Linked DNA regions of Homo sapiens: region 1 is linked to region 2. A link is an interaction called in ENCODE POLR2A ChIA-PET data of the cell type or tissue named here. Cell type or tissue: CD4-positive, alpha-beta T cell. All regions are shown on one strand.

The links. Peaks named below come from ENCODE experiments on the same cell type or tissue, not always from the same donor. Only the 100,000 strongest peaks of a DNase experiment are listed, where the experiment ranks them.
Region 1: POLR2A ChIA-PET joins it to region 2 with 6 read pairs; 9 of 35 experiments call an interaction of 5 or more read pairs at or near these places.

Annotation. Positions count from the first base shown.
Region 1 is chr2:98,714,964-98,717,463 of GRCh38, forward strand. All of the region lies in intron 2 of MGAT4A (alpha-1,3-mannosyl-glycoprotein 4-beta-N-acetylglucosaminyltransferase A), which reads right to left. Among named protein-coding and RNA genes, the nearest start is that of MGAT4A, 15 kb to the right of the region's middle. In CD4-positive, alpha-beta T cell, no CTCF peak of the experiment used is centred here; a DNase peak (open chromatin) is centred at 1,298; H3K27ac peaks cover 826 bases.
Region 2 is chr2:98,663,455-98,665,954 of GRCh38, forward strand. All of the region lies in intron 4 of MGAT4A (alpha-1,3-mannosyl-glycoprotein 4-beta-N-acetylglucosaminyltransferase A), which reads right to left. Among named protein-coding and RNA genes, the nearest start is that of UNC50, 56 kb to the left of the region's middle. In CD4-positive, alpha-beta T cell, no CTCF peak of the experiment used is centred here; DNase peaks (open chromatin) are centred at 117 and 1,097; H3K4me3 peaks cover 1,439 bases; H3K27ac peaks cover 2,079 bases.

The DNA of each region.
Region 1 (2,500 bases), 52 kb after region 2:
CCCCAGAATTAAATAAATATCCATGAGTTCATACTTATGTAAAGAAATAAGAAAGAAATACATGAAGGAGGGCTGGGCGTGGTGACTCAAGCCTGTGATCCCAGCACTTTGGGAGGCTGAGGCAGGTGGATCACCTGAGGTCAAGAGTTCAAGACCAGGCTGGCCAACACGGTGAAACCCATCTCTACTAAAAATACAAAAAAAAGTAGCAGGGCATGGTGGCGCATGCCTGTAATCCCAGCTACTCAGGTGGTGGAGGCACGAGAATCATTTGAATCCGAGAGGCAGAGGGTGCAGTGAGCCAAGATTGTGCCACTGCGTTCCAGCCTGGGTGACAGAGCTAGACTTCATCTCAAAAAAAAAAAAAAAAAAAAAAGAAATGAGGGAGAAGAGACATCTCTTCCTTACAGTGGAATTCCAATTAACTAATAAGTACAGAATGAATGATGGAAACAGAAAGTTACATTTGGAAAACACCACAGTAAGAATTGCTGCAGGTAGTCATAAAAAAAGAACGAGATCATGTCCTCTGCAGGGACACAGATGGAGCTGGAGGCCATTATCCTTAGCAAACTAATGCAGGAACAGAAAACCAAATACCCCATGTCCTCATAAGTGGCAGCTAAATGAGAACACATGGACACACAGAGGGAAACAACACACACTGGGGCCTTTTGGAGGGTGGAGGGTGTGAGGAGGGAGAGGATCAGAAAAAATAATTAATGGGTATAATACCTGGGTGATGAAATAATCTTTACAACAAACCCCGTAACACAAGTTTACCTATGCAACAGATCTGCACTTGTACCTTTGAACTTAAAATAAAAGTTTAAAAAAATTGCTGCAGGCAAAAATCATCAAAGGATGTTAACGTTTGTAGGTAAAAGTATGATAAGAAACAGGATATTGGCTTCCACAAAATGCTTATTAATTACAATGGCAAAAATAGTAACTTTACAATGGAAAAGCCTGTCAGACACCACTTCAACCAAGTGATCGAAGCAAACATCACCAGTAACAAGACACATCAACATCACACACCTCCTGATATAATGTGCTAACTGAAGAATACAGCCAGGGTGCGGTGGCTCATGCCTGTAATTCTAGCAGTTTGGGAGGCTGAGGCAGGAGGATCACTTGAGCCCAGGAGTTCGAGACCAGCCTGGACAACACAGTGAGACCCTGTCTCTACAAAAAATTTTTGCAATTAGCCGGGCATGGTAGTGCATGCCTGTGGGCCTTCCCTCAACTTCAGAAGCTGAGGTGAGGGTGACTGATTGGGCCCAGGAAGTCAAGGCTGCAGTGAACCATGATCACACTACTTCGCTCCAGCCTGTGTGACAGAGTGAGACCCAGTTTCAAAAAACAAGGTAGCTGGGCGTGGTGGCTCACGCCTGTAATCCTAACACTTTGGGAGGCCAAGGCGGGTAGATCACCTGAGGTCAGGAGTTTGAGACCAGCCTGGACAACATAGAGAAACTCTGTCTCTACTAAAAATACAAAACTTAGCTGGGTGTGGTGGGGTGCACCTGTAATCCCAGCTTCTCAGGAGGCTGAGGCAGGAGAATTGCTTGAACCCAGTGGGCAGAGGTTGCGGTGAGCCAAGATTGTCGATTGCACCACTGCACTCCAGCCTGGGCTACAGAGCGAAACTCCATCTCAGAAAAGAAAGGACATAACATCAACATCATTTCTGTGGTATTCTTGCCAAAAATGCATTAGAGTTGTCCCTTGCTATCCATGGGGGATAGGTTCCAGTATCTTTGAGGATACCAAAATCTGCAGATGCTCAAGTCTCTGATATATGACACAGTATTTACATATGACCTACACACAGCCTCTTGTATACTTTAAATCATCTCTAGATTACTTAAAATATCTAATACAATGTAAATGCTAGATAAATAGTTGTTATACTGTGTTTTTTAGGGAATAATGACCAAAAAAAACCAGTTTGTATATGTTCAGTACAGACACAAACACTGTGGACCTAACCACATTTTCCATCTGTGGTTGGCTGAATCTGTGTATACAGAGGGCCGACGGTGCCTCAATCTAACCAGATAAATCATCAGGCAAATTCAAATTAAGGGGCATTCCACAAAAATGTCGAGGACATAAAAGACAAAGAAAGGGCCAGGCATGGTGGCTCACACCTGTAATCCCAGCACTTTGGGAAGCCGAGGCGGGCAGATCACCTGAGGTCAGGAGTTTGAGAACAGCCTGGCCAACATGGTGAAACCCCATCTCTACTAAAAATACAAAATTAGCCAGGCATAGTAGAGGGCACCTGTAATCTCAGCTACCAGGGAGGCCGAGATAGGAGAATCGCTTGAACGTGGGAGGTGGAGGTTACAGTGAACCGAGATCGTGCCACTGCACTGCAGCCTGGGCAACATAGCGAGACTCCATCTCAAAAAAAAAAAAAAAGATGGAGGAAATTTTGCATACTGGAAGAAAGTAGGAGGACATGACAACTAAACGCACCATGGGATCCTAG
Region 2 (2,500 bases):
CAAACTGTATTTTACAACTAAAACTTAAAAACACTAAACATATCTTAAAAACTAATGTCTTATCTCTCGACTTCAAGCATGTGACATGCCGAGAAGAGCACAACATCAGTTCTGTGGTTGTTCTTGCCAACAATGCATAACCTCAACTTAACCGTAAAGAAACATCAGAAAAATCCAAACTGGGGCAATGCTCCACAAAATAACAGTACTCTTTAAAGTGTCAAGGTCATGAAAGACAGAGTAATGAATGGTCCCCGATTGGAAAAGACTAAGGAACCACGACAATTAAGTGAAATATGGGATCTTGATTTGGATCCTGAAAGAGAAAAACAGCAACAATGAAACACATGACAAAATCGGAGTAAGAGCTAAGGTTAGTGAACAGTGTAGCATCAACGTTAACTTCCTGGTTTTTGATCGCTATACTATGGTCATGTAGGGACACTGGGTAAGGGCATATGAAAACTTTGTGACCAGGCACAGTGGTTCACGCCTGTAATCCCAGCACTTTGGGAGGTACAGGTGGTACACTGCTTGAGCTCAGGAGTTTCAGACCAGCCTGGCCAACATGGCGAAACCCGGTCTCTACTAAAAATACAAAAATTATCTGGGCATGGTGGCGCACACCTATAATCCCAGCTACTTGGGAGGTGGAGGCACAAGAATCGCCTGGGAGGCAGAGGTTGCAGTGAGCTGAGATTGTGCCCCTGCACTCCAGCCTGGGTGACAAAGCAAGATTCCATCTCAAAAAAAAAAAAAAAAAAAAAAAAAAAAAAAGAGAAAACTTTGTGTACTATTTGTGCAACATTTTTAAAGACTAAAATTACAGTCAATGTTCCTATAATGCTTGTTTTCAATGCAAATTTGTTTCTACATGATTAACATATTAGGGAAAAACTGGGGCATAACACATGAATTTCACATTAGCTTACGTGCAATTTGTCCTCTGAGACAAACACCAGGTGAACAACAGAAAATTGTACCCAGCTGAATTGAGTTCAGAAAATTAAACCGAACCATGTAGAAATACTGCATACAAAATGCACGCACCTCAAAATACCTACCAGCTGTCTCAGTTCACCACAACTATCAACCACACCCATCCACACTGGGTGTTGCAACCTTCCATCAGATTGCAAATAACCTACCTCACAGCCCTTCACAATAACTTACAAGCTGCAATCCTTCAGCAACCCACTTCAACAAGCAAATCTCAGGGCTTTTTCAAGATGGAATGCCACATTTATGTGTTTCTTAATCATTTAACTTGCGAAAAACTGTGCCACTATTATAATTAGGTTCTTATCCTTTTTTATAGTGTAACTGACAAAGTGTTTGAGTGTTGTGATCCTAACCCCCTTGCTCTCATTTTTTTGCACCATTTTCATACCACAGTGATTTTTAGGAACACTTATACTGCATTATAGAGGTATTTCAAAGTAAATTTTTAAAAATTATGCCTTAAAGTCTTAGTACGCTATGTATCAATACAGAAGTATTTTAAATATGGTAAAAACAACTTAGTCTTAATCATGCAACAATTTTTTGGAGATACTAAAAAATACTTATAATTCACAGAATTCTAATGCCAGGGGCTGGGTGTGGTGGCTCATGCCTGTAATCCCAGCACTTTGGGAGGCCGAGGCGGGTGGATCACGAGGTCAGGAGATCGAGACCATCCTGGCTAACACGGTGAAACCCTGTCTCTACTAAAAATACAAAAAATTAGCTGGGTGTGGTAGCGGGCGCCTGTAGTCCCAGCTACTCAGGAGGCTGAGGCAGGAGAATTGCTTAAATCCAGGAGGCGGAGGTTGCAGTGAGTCAAGATCGCGCCACTGCACACCAGCCTGGGCAACACAGCAAGACTCCATCTCATCTCAAAAAAAAAAAAAAAAAGAATTCTAATGCCAGAAGGGAGCGTAAAGACCATGGATCTACCACCATGATTCTTGAGGTAAGAATACTAAGATGCGAAAGGTTTAAGGGACTGCCCCAAGGTCTCGTGACACAACCCTCTCTTCCATTTTAGGCAAGAAGAGTTCTCAAGCACTCAAAAAGATATTTGCTCTATGAGACTCCGTCCCCCCAAAAAAAGATATTTGCTCTATTTGTTTTGCACATATTTACTGCAAGGCACTATTCTAGGTGTTAAGCATACAATGGTAAATAACATAGGTAAGGTCCCTGCCCTCATGGAACGCACATTCTAGAAAGGGGAAAAAGATTTAAAATATATGTATCTTACAGGCTGCTATGTATAGGTTGGTACTGTCAGAGTGATGAATGGGGAGGGGGTACCCCTGTAAGTCGTGTGGTCACGGAAGGCCTCTCTGATATCAGCTGAGCTGGTAACCATGAGAAAGAGCTGATGAAGAATACTGCAGAAGAGGAAGCAACAAGGCCCTGAAGCCAGAATGATTTTGACATAGTCAAGAAATACCAAGAGCAGGTTGGATCGAAAGCAGAATAAGCCCAGATTGAGAAAATCAGTCAGGGGTCA